Linked DNA regions of Mus musculus: region 2 is linked to region 1. A link is a loop called in an ENCODE intact Hi-C map of the cell type or tissue named here. Cell type or tissue: heart. All regions are shown on one strand. Links, peaks and the distances in the headings refer to the core of each region. The heading gives the core; the rest is flanking DNA.

Region 1 (7,825 bases), core at 3,826-7,825:
ATACCCTTTACTGAGACATATCTCCAGCCTGAAAACCAGTAGCATTATAAAAAGAAGGCCTGAGTTCTAGTTTGCTTTCTATTGCTTGGATAAACATACTGGTCAAAACCAACTTGAAGAAGAAAGGATTTGGCTGGGCTTACACACCCAGGTCACAGTTTAACACTATGGGAGCCCATAACAAAAACCCGAGGCAGGAGTATGAAGGAAGAAATGGAAGCCACAAAGGGGCAGTGCTCACTGGCCTACCTCCATGGCTTACCAGCTTGCTTCTTCTTCCCCCACCCCACCCTACCCCCAACAAGGTCTTACTGTGTAGCTCTGACTGTTGTGGAACTCCCAGATGCTGGCATTAAGGGTTTGCACAACTATGCACATGTATGTCTACAGACAAACCTGATGGAAGCAGTTTCTCAGTTGAGGTTCCCTCTTCCCACACAAACTTGGTCAGTCTGACTAGATTTCCAGTGATGTGACTAAGAAGATGGGGACCCAGGAACGGCCTGAAGAATCAGCAGAAATTGACATATAGGGACAGATGACCTCAGAGCCAGATTCTACCCGGCTAAGCTTCCAGCCTGTGAAAAGAAAAGTTTTAATGACTTCTCTGCTCCTAAAAAGCAACAACAAATTAAGGCTGCTGGAAATGTGATCCCAACAGGACTGGGCTCCTTCAGAAACCTGCATTGGAATGTGGCGGTAATGTTCACGTGGTTCTGGCTTTACAGTCAAGAAGGAGAAAGGGGGTTGTGGGATATTCCTCCACAGCTGCTGAGGCCAGACAGGTAACAGTGAAGTCCCTGTGTGTTGGCCCTGAAGGTGTGAAGAGAAACCCTGAACTGTTCTGGAGACTACAAGATGCTGGACATGTCAGAGATAAAGGAGGCCTGTTAGGGAGAGCTGTGTACAGGGAGTGGAATTGGCCTAGGAGAGAGAATTAGGTTGTAGGCAGCAAAGCCAGAAGGGTGGAGCCAACTAAGGCCTTTGACTGGGAGTCACAGGATTTGGAGTTTGCCTTGCTGGGTTTCAGTCTTGCTCTGGCTCTGTATTTCTCCACTCTATTCCATCTCCTTCCCTTTGAAAAGATGCTGCATATTCTGGGCCATTGTATGCTCAAAGTATCTGCAAAAGGATACTGAGAGTATCTCCTTCACTGGGCAAGGTTCAGGCCTATAATCCCAGGACTCTAGACGAAGAAGCTAGAGGGTCAGGAGTTCAAGATCATCAGCTACATAATCAATTTGAGGATAGTCCAATTCATATGAGACCCTGTCTCAAGGCTCTCCCTTCAATGAGAAAATAAAACTCTGCCTATTTCCTGACACTGTAGGATGAGCTCATTTTTTTTTTTTTTTTTTTTGGAAGTGTTTAGAGAGTACTCTTCGAGAGTAGACTCTCACAGCAGCTCCTTCTTGGCCAAAGCTGGTTTTCTCAGATGAGGTCAAGACTCTGCCTGAGAACTATCAAACAGATTTGTCAGGTAAAGTAACTTTCAGAGGTTTGTCTTCTGTGAACCAGATGAAAAGGAATTCTGCGGCCCAAGGTGGTTTGTTGGGTGAAGGGGGTAAAGGCCTTGATGTCAAGTTGGATGGCCTGAGTTGGGTCCCTGGAACCACACAGTGGAAAGAGAACTGTCTGCCACAAGTTGTCCTCTGTCCTCCACACGCACAGTGACACATGCCCTCATTCACCCCAGTGTGCACGGCATCAATAAATGTAATTGCTTTTTTAGATGTATTTACTTTTGATGTGTATGAGTATTTGCCTGGATGAAAGTATGTGCACAGACTTTAGATGCCCCTGGAACCAGAGTTACAGATAGTTGTGAACCACCATGCTAGTGCCAGGAACCAAACCCAATTTCTGTAAGAGTGCTCTTGCTTGCTTAGCCTTCTCACCAGCCCTCTAGTTTAAATTAAAGCAACAAACAAACAAACAAGTGATGAAGAATTGCATGAAGGAAAAGTAAACTTAAGAAAATAATAGCCGGTTGTGGTGGTACACGCTGGTAGGATTTGCTGAAAGAGGCAGAGGCAGGAGGATTGTGAGTTTGAGGCCAGCCTAGGCTACACATTAGCCTTTCTGGTGGTGACAACCTCCCTAAGAGAGCAGGCCTCGAAAAGGATCTCTTTCATCCCTCTACTGAGGAGAAGAGGAAATGCAAGAAAAATCGCCTGGTGCAGAGCCCTAATTCCTACTTTATAGATGTGAAATGCCCAGGATGCTATAAAATCACCATGGTCTCTAGCCATGCACAAATGGTAGTCTTGTGTGTTGGCTGCTCCACTGTCCTGTCAGCCTACAGGTGGGAAAGCAAGGCTGACAGAAAGACGCTCCTTCAGGAGGAAGCAGCACTGAAAGCCCCTGACTCAAGATGAGTGGGAACCTTCCCAATAAACACATTTTGAATATAAGAAAAAAGAAAATAATAACAATGTCTAAGGATTAGCCTTGTAGCTCAGGCCTGCTGTCCTAGCATTCAGGAGGCAAGAGAGTAGAATGGTCATGAGGCTTGTTTTGGGGGTACAGAGTAAGGCTTGGTCTCAAACAACAACAGCAATAACAAACTGGACATGGTAGTACGAGTTATGTCATAGTTCTCAGGAGAAGCATCAGGAATTCAAAGTCATCTTCACGGATACCTGGTAAGTTCAAGGCTATCCTGGGCCACATAGTGAGTTCTAAGTCTGCTTGGGACACATAAGACCCTGTCCCAAAAAGCAAAATATATAAAGCGTATATATATTTTTAAAAGATTTATTTATTGTATATAAGTACACTGTAGCTGTCTTTAAACATACCAGAAAAGGGCACCAGATCTCATTACAGATGGTTGTGAGCCATCATATGGTTGCTGGGAATTGACCTCAGGACCTCTGGAAGAGCAGTCAGTGCTCTTAACCGCTGAGCCATCTCTCCACTCCCCAGATCCCCCAAATCAGTTGTTTTGTTATCTCTTGTCCTCTACTTGGTAACAGTCTGACATTTGGGCCCAGTCTTGTTGTTGTCAGTGCTGGGGCTTGAATCCAGACCTATACACTTCAGGCTCAGGGAACTGTTTGTTTGCTTGTTTTATATATTTGTTTGTTTATTTAATATATGTGAGTACACTATAGCTGTCTTCAGACACACTAGAAGAGGGCATTGGATCCCATTACAGATGGTTTTGAGCCACCATGTGCTTACTGGGAATTGAACTCAGGACCTTTGGAACTTACTATGAAAACCAGACTGAACTTGAATTCATGGAGAGGTGCCTGAATCTACATTTTTTAAAAATCTTTTTTAATTATTTATTTTGCTTTTGCTTTTCGATGACAGGGTTTCCCTGGCTGTCCTGGAACTCACTCTGTAGAACAGGCTGACCTGGAACTCACAGAGATCTGCCTGCGTGGGATTAAAGGTGTGCCCCACCACTGCCTGGCAACTCTATTTTTAAACAGATTCTTCCCTGGGCCTGGAACTCCCTCATTGTTAGATTGGCTGGTCAGTCGGTGCTGGGAGTCACCTGTCTTGTCTCACAGCAGTGCTGGGGTTTCAGAGGCTTGCTTTGTTGTTTTAATCACTCTGTTGGGGTCAAAGGTGTGTGTCACCTTACCCTGCCAGATACCTGCCTTAATGTGGCTGCTGTGACTCCTTCCTCAGCAAGCACTTTACCCACGGAGCTATCTCCCCAGCCCTCCCTGGTTTTGAAATAAGGCTTCATGCAGCCTAGGCTGGCCTCTACTTTGTTCTTACAGTCAAAGATGAACTTTTTCTTCCTCTTTAAAAATTTTACCTACCTTTCTTTCTTTCTTTCTTTCTTTCTTTCTTTCTTTCTTTCTTTCTTTCTTTCTTTCTTTCTTTCTCTCTCTCTCTCTCTCTCTCTTTCTTTTTCTTTCTTTCTCTCTCTCTTTCTTTCTTTCTTTCTTTCTTTCTTTCTTTCTTTCTTTCTTTCTTTCTTCCTTCCTTCCTTCCTTCCTTTCTTCCTTCCTTCCTTTTTCTTTTTCTTTCTTAAAATTGAATGCTTCAAGAATTTCCAAGCACAGGGGCCTATGCTAACCTTCTCTGTATTGTTTCAATCTTTTAGTATGTATGCTACTATAACATGCCCCCCCCACTGCTCTCTCTTATTCTCTTATAATTTTATTTATTTATTTATTTATTTATTTATTTATTTATTTATTTATTATCTATATTTATTTATTGTTTTTTTTTTTTTCCGAGACAGGGTTTCTCTGTGTAGCCCTGGCTGTCCTGGAACTGACTCTGTAGACCAGGCTGGCCTCGAACTCAGAAATCCACCTGCCTCTGCCTCCTGAGTGCTGGGATTAAAGGCGTGCCCCACCACTGCCCGGCTTCTTTTATAATTTTGACCTTGAGATTCTAACCCTCCTATTCCCACTTCCTGACTGCTGGGACCATAGTCACCATACCTAGTTCTGTGCTGTGCTGAGGGCCTCATCCTATGAAACTAAACAAACCCTCTTGTCTGCCAAGTAAGCTAGATCCATAGTCTCCAATTTCATTAAAATCTAAACCTTTTCAATTCAACAGCAAATCCAAGGCTGAGGATGGAGCCCACGATGTAGCACTCACACAGTATCTGTGAGGCGCTGGGTTTGATTCTTCGGGTCTGGATCTTAATTTAGTCAACAATCCGCTATTAAATACTAGTAATATTTAAACACAAACTCACCACTCAGTGATTTGTATAACATCCGACTGTCCGCACACCGTTAAGAGATTTTTTTTTTCTCATTTTATAAATGTAGAAACTGAGCCATGAGAGAGTTCGTTTATGCAAATGTCTAATAAACATTCACTAGTTAGTTATTGGTGACTGCCCTGGAGCAGGTTACAGGTAAAGCTGGGGTTCCCCAGTAAGTTCCCTAGCAGTGCCCTGAGCTCAGTCATGTGACCTCCACCCCCTCTCATTTGGCTCCTCCTCTGTTCCCACCAGCCAGGTCTCCAGCTGTCCCCACACTCTCCTTCATCTGCCTGCCATACCTAACCTGTCACTAGGTCTCTGGTGCCTTCCTCTGAGATGGTCTCCCACTTCCCAGCTCTCTCTCTCCCGGATGGATACATAAGGCCTGTCTTCTGCCTCAGGTCTCATGTCCTTTTCAAACACCTGCTTCCCAGTACCAACATCAGATCTTATCCCCAGTTATAGCCTCCAGTGGATCACACGATAGCTTCCACAGTCTGCCCAAGGCCAGCCCCGCTTCCTCTCCACCCCATTACACGGCTTATAGGGTTTCGCTCGTGACTTTCCTGAAGACTATATATAACCCCCTTTTCTTTTTCTGATACTAGGGCTTGATCCTAAGGCTTCCCACATGCTAGACAAGGACAGTCAACATCACTCAACGTATAGAGTGCCTGGAAGTAGCCTGCTTCAGTTTTCCCGGTGACCCTTGCCTCTCCCCCTACACTAAGGAGCTACTATGAGGCAGCTTACTTAACCTGGCCATTGCGTTGTCAATTTCTTTCTGTTTTGTTTTCTGGGGGTCTGTAGCCCAGTCCTTAGTAATCCTCCTGCCTCAGCCTTCCCACTGCTGGAGATTAAATTTTGTATGGTTTTCTTTTTGCGGTGTAAGGAAAAAAAAAAAAAATCCAGGTCTTATACCCGCTGGGCAAGGTGCTTATGCACCACTGAGCCACACTTGTGACCCATTCAGCTACTTCCTCTGGAAGCTAGGGGGCCCTGGGGTGAAAGAAGGGACACTCAGACTGTTCTGCCTGTGCCTGTGAAGGTGGACTGAGGCAGCAATTCGATTGAGGAACAGGAGGTAGTGTGACAGATGGAGGAGCACCGCCGGCCTTTCAGTGACAGTCTGAGGGAGTGAAGTCTGAGCTGCGGAAGCCTAGGATCCGCGCAAGCCTGTTACTGGACGCCGCTGGGAAATCCCGGGCTGCCTCCTAGCGCCAACATGAGGAACTGCAGCAGCAGGGTGGCCCGCAAGCGCTCCTCCCCCGCCGCGCCGAGTCTCCGACAACGCCTCCTTGTGGAGGCTCAGGTGCCCAGGACTCCAGTTAACACTCGCGGCTGAAAAACCCGGAAGCACGTCATAAGCACGCGTCACGGGGGCGGGAGTCAGCTGAGCTGCCTGGGCGAGGTTGTGATTACCTGGGATCTGCTAAGGGGAGCCTATAATCTCTTGGGACTGGAGCTGGGGTGCAAAGCTGCGCCATGGACTAGTTGGGGCTCCTCGATCGTCTCGTCCTTCACAGAGAAAGCGAAAAGGGCCCCAGAATTTTTAAAAGGTTCTCAGGATCTGTCAGACGCTGGGGAAGCACAACTTGCAAATCCAGGACGACCGGGGTCCCAGTTGTGACCCCCAGCCCCCAGATCAGAGATCCAGAACTTGATTGCCATGGCGTCCATCCTGGATGAGTACGAGGACTCATTGTCCCGCTCGGCCGTCTTGCAGACTGGTTGCCCTAGCGTGGGCATCCCCCATTCTGGTAAGTTAGAAGAGGCCGCCTCTGCCCCTTTCTGTTATGGTAGCATTTACGGGGGAGAGAAGCTCTAGAGCTTGCAGCGTGTGTTTAGGATCTAAGCCCCAGGCCTTTCTTGTCTTGCCCAGCTTGTCATTGGTCGAAGTTTGAAAGAGCCACAGGAACAGCCTCGTGATCTAGGCCTTAACTCAAAGGTCCTTCAAAAGAGGGAACTTGGGCTCAGATAAGGAAGTACTTGTTACTTTTGTCTATAGGCTGCAGTTGGGAGAACTGAATATAGGTTCCAGGCTTCTGTGTCTTGTTCTATGGATTTTTTTTAAAGCTTTTGGAGTCTGTGTATGTGTTCGTTCCCACCAGACTTCATCTTGAGGTAGCAGAGGAGGCAGAATGAGCACTGAACTTGGTGGAACGTGAATGTTATAAGTGAAGGAGGGTCGATCCAAAAGGGAATTTTGTTACTGAACAGGAACAATGGAGATGATTGTCCCGGGGTAAAGCTGGCTGCAGTTTAGAGTGTAGGAGAGCAGCGCAGGGTTACCCACACTATGATGATATTGCAGCGGACTATCGAGAAAGCAACTGTAGCCTATGAACTGGACTGATAGGACTGGGTTCCCAGAACTCTCTACATACAATGGAGACTCACTGAACCATACTGTGTGGACAGCAAGGAAGGGACTTTAGTTTCTCTTGGCCAAAGACCATAAGGGAGAATGCCAAAACCATCCTCCCTGTACTGTCTCCCCCCACCCCCGTTACCACTGGGAACGTGCATATCATGATACAACCTCATCTCAGGCACAGAGAACCAATCCCTTACTACTGTCACAAGTGTGGGAAGAGCCCAGGACCCTTCCAATAAAGACAACCAGAAAACTATTTCATGTTGAACTCTTTATGAACCAAGACCCTGTGGGTAGGAATATACTTGGGAAGCAGAAGTATCAGCTAACACTGGGGTTTCTCTGGGTTTCTGGGTGCCTCACCCCCCTCTGGACGCCTTTTTCTCTTGTCTTCCCCACCTATAGGGTATGTAAGTGCCCACCTGGAGAAGGAGGTGCCCATCTTCACCAAGCAGCGGGTTGACTTCACCCCCTCGGAGCGGATCACTAGCCTCGTGGTCTCCTGCAATCAGCTCTGCATGAGCCTGGGCAAGGATACACTGCTCCGGTAGTATCTTTGGAGACTTTTAGCTGACTAGGGTCTTTTTCCATACTTAGCAAATGACACAATAGCTTTTCAGGAGATGCACTATTCCTTCCCAAAGAGAACCAGTGTGGTGGCTGAAGATCAGAGAGAACTATGTTCAGATTCCACCCATGCTGTTGAACGAGTCAGCTAATCATTCTGGTCTTTCAACAGGGGGAAAGGTGCTCTCAGC
Region 2 (6,112 bases), core at 1-4,000, 140 kb before region 1:
TAAGCATGACCTTAGTCCCAGTGTGACCGAGTTCCTCAGGCTTCGCAAGCATGACCTTAGTCCCAGCACTATCAGTCTTTCTTTGCATCCCAAATGTGTCATTTTGGTCCCCTCCTCTAACATGAGTTAAGGAAGCTCCTGGCAGAGCACTGTTAGGTAAACTGAAAAGACTAGTTCTATCTCAGCACTCAGGAGGAAGAAACAGGAGGATCTCTGTGAGTTTGAGGTCAGTCTACTCTATAGAGTGAGTTCCAGGACAGCTAGGACTACATAATAAGATCCTGTCTGGAAAAACAAAAAAACAAAAAACAAATCTAGTTCTACTATCCATCAAATACACAACTAGAAATCAGACACCCAGACAGTAGTAATTTGTCTGGAGGTCCATAGCCAGATTCCGCTGGTTTGGGCTGGGTACTCATTAACAGCCTGGGCATAGCATATGTGAAGCCCTGAGTTCAATCCTTGGCACCAACAAATAACTACTTCACTTATTTCAAGAGACACCTAAACAGAAATCAAAGCTGCCAGAAGGCCAAGCAGTGCTGGCTCACATCTTGACTCGGGAGGCAGAGACAGGTGGATCTCAGGGGCTATCCTGGGGTACAGTTTGAGTTCCAGAATAGCCAAGGCTACATTGAGAAACCCTAACTCAGGGGAAATTTTTTTTTCCATTAAAGATCAATGGCAGGGACATGAAAAGGGACAGTAAATGTATTCTTAATTTTTGTAGGAAAGCCAAATGAAGGGCTGGGGATGGAACCCCATGGCAGAGCACTTGCTTAGCATACGGGAGGGTCTGGGGTTGATCCCCAACATGAAGAGAAAAACAGGACAAAGCAGGAGAAAACAACAGTCCCCTAAACACAGCCAAATGACTACTGCATTCAGGCCTTTCACGGGCAGGGAGCTGGTGCATCTGGTCACATATGTGCCTATGGAAGCCCTGTGTGCCACTCCTCAGATCACAGATAAGCCAGCTTGTTAGGACAGAGGAGATTTACAGAAGCCGGGCTAAGTCTGAGCCTGGACGTTGTATAACACTGCTCTGAGTGACAAAGCTCAAGCTCTCCATCTGAGAAACAGAAGAGTAGAACCTGGGCCACAGAATTACCATGAGGATGAAGTAAGAAAATACCACTAAGGCGCTTAGCACACTATCTGAGGAAGCAAAAAAATAAACGGTAGCTAGTGTTACAAGTGTTCAAGAGTGTAACTGGTAGCTGCCATAGGCACGCTCTGGTTAACTCAGCCACTTGGACCCAACACCTCCACTACTCTCTCACGTGTCTATTCCCTAAGGAGAAACAAAGGTCAGCAGAGGTCACCCAGTGGACCTGCTGGATGACTGGCACCAGCACCACATACATAGCAGCTGCCACCAGTGACATCAGACTGTCCTTGAGACCATAGCTTCAGAATGGAGCTGTGGCTTAAAAGTAAAAAGCCCTGACCAAAGTTGGAAGATCCTGTTCTGCTTGCCGCTGTCCTACTTCACAGGAAATCCTCTTATCAGATCTGCTGAGCACTTGAGAGTCACCTCCCCGGTGTCCAGATGCCAGAGCAAGCAGGCCAGACACACCGAGAGGAGAGCGGTGCCTGGGGAAAGGGAGCCCAAAACAGGCCTCCAGGTCGGTGCACCCTGCAGGGAGCACAGGACAGGCCTCCAGGTCGGGCACACCCTGCTCAGCCACCAAGGAAGGAAGCGGAGCTCTAAGACAACGCTTGTGATGGCACGGAAAAATGCCCTTAAAAATGGCGTGAAGGGCTGGAGAGATGGCTCGGTGGTTAAGAGCACTGCCTGCTCTTCCAGAGGTCCTGAGTTCAATTCCCAGCAACCACATGGTGGCTTACAACCATTTTAATGAGATCTGGTGCCCTTTCCTGGTATGTCTGAAGACAGCTACAGTGTACTCATATAAATACAACAAATAAATCTTTTTAAAAAATGGAGTGAAAAGAAGAGCCCCTAGGCTGAAGAGATGGCTTAGCGTGGGAGAGCACGTGCTGCTCTTGCAGAGGACCCAAGTTCAGTCCCCAGAACACACATGGCTGTTTACAACAATCTGTAACTATGGTTCTCGGGGACCTGGTGCCCTTTTCTGGACTCTGCAGGCGCCAGGCACACAAGCAGTGCACTTAAATACACACAGGCAAAATATACACATAAAATAAAATGTAGTTTTTAAAACAATATTTAAAAAGTCACCTCATAAAACTAACAGATGTACACAGAGCCACCACTAACATCCCCATGTTACATCTGGATGACACACACCAGGAAGCTCTTTCTGTTCACTCATACCCCAACTTTTCAAAAAGGATTGACGGCACCGTGTTTTGGATGTTGATAGATAGTGTTTTGACAAGTACAATGTCGCTGGACGCACACGCCCTCCAGGAGAGACTACTCACCCTCCCTCGCTCTCGGCGTCTGTGAGTGCAGCCCCTGAGGAGGCGGTGAAGTAGACAGAGCTGGAGCCCGTGGAGTCACTCCTCTCTCTGGCAAAAGGGAACCTGCGCCGCCGGGCCACTCTCTGGTTCTCTTCTATATGAGAGCTGGAAAACAGGCACCACCCCAGAGTGCACATTAGGACTCACACAGCCTGTCTCTTCCTCCTTCCTCCCTCATTAAAGCATCAAGAAAGGAGAAGATTCTGAGTCTTTGCTCTCAGGAGACTAAGGACAGCGCTTCAGGCTACCTCCTGGCAGACTAAACTGGGAAGAATCGAGGTTGGGCTGCTTCAATAGGCCAAAGGGCACAGCAGGAGCAACGCGATTAGGGAAAGGAAGGAACCAGACGCGCAGCCTCCTCCACCCTGGGTCAGCAGCTATAGGATGGGCTTGTTTAGAACCACAAAGAGCAGAGCAGAACACATCCTAGCTGAAAAGCCATAGGAAAAGTCAAGCAAGAGACCCAGCCACTCACCGGACCTCCCCAACAATCTCCCCAGCTAGTCCTTGCAGGCTTCTCTGAAGCTCCTCCACCTCGCGCCGCAGCGCCATAAGACTGGTCAGCACAAAGTCCAGGCGGTCCAGCACCTTCTCCTGCCCTTCCTGTGAGAGGCTGGGCAGTATGGCAGCATCTCCAGCTTCACCTGGGATAGCCCGAAACTGTGTCACTGAAGCAAGGCGAACAGAGATACCCATGAGATATAGTGAGGGAAAGAAACAAAACCGTTCAAATCTAGACTTCTAGAGCACTTGCTTCTGTTGTTCTGTTTGTTTGTTTTTATGTACATTGGTGTTTTGCTCGCATGGATGAGGGAGTCGGATCCCCTGGTTACAGACAGTTGTGAGCTGCCATGTGGGGGCTGGGATTGGACCCAGGTCCTCTGAAAGAGAATTTAGTACTCCTAACCACTGAGCCATCTGTCCAGCCCTCTTGGTTTTTTGTTGTTGTTGGTTTTGGTTTTTGTTTTTTGAGACAGGGTCTATGTAACTCCAGCCGTCTGGGAACTATGTAGGGTTTAAAGGCATGAGACATGAGCTGGGCCATTTCCTTCTCCTGGAGTTCAATTCACAGAAAAGAATTTGAGCCTCTGGGAGCATACATTTCACAGCTAAGTCGTAGACAAGTCACTATTCAGAAAAAAGAAAGCAAACGTTAAAATCTGAACCAACAAGATGGCTCAGTGGGTAAAAGTACTCGCTGCTGAGGCTGACAGCCTAGGTTCAAAGCCTAAACCAACATGGGGGGGGGGGGGGCAGGAATCAGCTCCTGCACACAGAAGTGCTGTGGAATGTTTATATACTGGTGTGTCTACACGTGTACACACACACACACACACACACACACACACAGAGACACACACAACCTCTAAGGTCACAGTCTCTAAAGAAACACTACTTGAAGAACCTTTAGAACACAGCAGGTAGTGTACAATGCCTGCAAGGGTGTGGTACCTACAAGGCAGGGCAGCTGCTCTGCTATAGTCAAAGAAAACCTTTGGCCAGGAGTGATAGCCTCAGAGGTGGTGGCAGGAGGGTAAGGAGTTTAAGACTAGCTTCAGCTAGACAGTATTCGAGGCTAACCTAAGCTATATGACCTAAGCCCTGTCTCAAAAATACAAAAAGGAAAAAAAAAGTCTCTGGCCTTATAGTGCTAAATACCAGGTAGTCAACACCAACTACCCAGTAAAACAAAAACTGGGTTTGTTCAAATCCTGATCTCTGAGTGAATAGTAACTGCCTCTCTTGAGGCCATAATTAATCTCATCAGAGCAGAGCAAAAAGAAAATGAACAGTCACCAAGAAAAGGTCCATGGAAAAAAACTGGCCAAGCTCCGTAAGAAAATAGTTACCAAGCTGAATCCTCTCACCCTGAACTGAGCGTGAATGAATTAGGAACTTGGTAGACATTTAAAGCAACTGGACTAGAATATACAATATGGAAGACGGCAGGCCCCATGGAGCAGACATGCATACATCCCTCGTTAGAGGAAATCTAGGCCAGCAGTGCCAGGGTACACCAAGGAAGATAACTAGAATGCGTAGGCTTTCTCCCATCCTCATGGGAGGCCAGACAACTGCTAAAACATAACAAATGAGCAAAGTACAAGTGAGGAGAAAGCCAGGTCACTGGCCCTGCCACGTTACCACTATGTTATCAGACGCTGACAGCTGCAACCTAGGGTGATAAGTGCGCAGACACTCTTGCAGAACTCACATTCCCAGTTAGCACTGAATCAGAAGATATATGAGTGCAGTGGTCACAGAAAACATTTCCAATCAGCACGGAACGAGGGGGGCTACACGAGCCTCTGTCACCCAAATAAGGGGAGCGATTCAAAGCCCCAGCTGCTCTGCTTAAATGACTTAACCTGAAGACTTTTTACAAAACGAAATCCATTTCATCTGTCACTGCTGGCTTTCAACCATTTGGCTTGAGTTGCATGAATGTGCTCTCAGCCTGTGCTGTGGAAAGTCCACTGGACCAGACGACTGGGTCCAGCTTTACCTCTTACTCTGTAACAACCTCGAGAAAGTTACACAATCCCTATGAATCTTTCTTCATAAAAGGGATTTTTCAAACTTGGATTACTCTCCAAACACGACTTCATATCTGGATACATATATTCACGCCACCAGAACTTTTAATTCCAATGAGATTATTTCTTTTTCCTTCTTTCAGACTCTTCCTCTGTCAAACACACCCCTCACCCAGCACTTCTCAAATGCCCTCCGTACACATTCATGGGCGCGACCAGAACTAAAAGTGAAAGCTACAGTCCTGCACCAAGCTTTCCTGGAATCGGAGGAAAGGGCACAGCTTTCCTTTTTGGTGAGTTTTTCCTAAAACTGTGAAACTCAGCCTTTCCACTGCCCCGCCATCCTGCTCTGCGAAAGACAGCCCGAGCCCCAGTGCCATCAGTAAGTTATGACCTGTGCTCTTACCCTGGCGTCCACGCTCTGAAGCCTGCGCATAGTCCAGGGAGTTGGGCAGACTGTGACTCCGGCCATGGCGCTGGGTCCGTTTCCATCGCTGGCTGTAAAGGACGCACAGGAATCCAAGGCCGGCGGCAGTACCAAGTAACAGTCCCAACCCGGCGCGGGAGCCGCCCAGGGCCCCCAGTCTAGACATAGTGTACCTGCAGCCCGCGTAAGAAACAGGAGCGAACCGAGAGAGAGTCATGAGGCCGGCCCTCCACCCCCGAGGCAGAACCCGTTAGCCACGGCCTCACCCAGGTCCGGCCGGACGGTGCCGCAGCCCCCGGCTCACCCAGGTCCAGCCCGCGGGTGCCGCAGCCCCCGGCGCAGACGGACGCCCTGCCAAGAGGCAGCAGCGCCGGTCCAACGCGCCCCTGCCCAGTGCAGTCCGGCTTCCGCGCCCCTGGCCTCCCAACACCCTGTACGTGACAACCTCGCAGCCGGCTGCACACTCTCGGCCTTCCGGCGCCCCCCGAAGCCACGCTGGGCCCGCAGGAGACCAACTCAGACCCTTACCCAGCCACCAGCCACCATGGCAGCAGCAGGCACCGCGCTTTCACTCTGTCAATGATTTTGACGTCCTTAATCCGCGCCACCTGCTCCGCGCACGGTGAGACGCGCGTGGAGATGACGCACGAGGCTCTGCCTCCCACCCGGGTTCTGTGGGCGGGGCTACATCGGC

The links. Hi-C counts contacts between places; a loop is a spot of excess contacts. Peaks named below come from ENCODE experiments on the same cell type or tissue, not always from the same donor. Only the 100,000 strongest peaks of a DNase experiment are listed, where the experiment ranks them.
Region 2: it touches region 1 in a loop (4-fold over the local background); 1 of 42 quality-filtered maps calls a loop at or near these places.

What each region holds. Positions count from the first base shown.
Region 1 is chr2:119,282,681-119,290,505 of GRCm38, forward strand. It overlaps Vps18 (VPS18 CORVET/HOPS core subunit), which reads left to right and starts at 6,062. Exons shown (of 5, transcript NM_172269.3): 1 at 6,062-6,450; 2 at 7,473-7,614. The coding sequence starts at 6,360. It also overlaps the pseudogene Gm14175. In heart, for the core only: a CTCF peak has its summit at 5,922; DNase peaks (open chromatin) are centred at 5,991 and 6,471; H3K4me3 peaks cover 2,039 bases; H3K27ac peaks cover 1,438 bases.
Region 2 is chr2:119,150,961-119,157,072 of GRCm38, forward strand. Rmdn3 (regulator of microtubule dynamics 3) reads right to left here and starts at 6,074. Exons shown (of 13, transcript NM_001033136.3): 1 at 5,947-6,074; 2 at 5,398-5,591; 3 at 2,930-3,122; 4 at 2,416-2,559. The coding sequence starts at 5,584. In heart, for the core only: no CTCF peak of the experiment used is centred there; no DNase peak of the experiment used is centred there; H3K4me3 peaks cover 376 bases.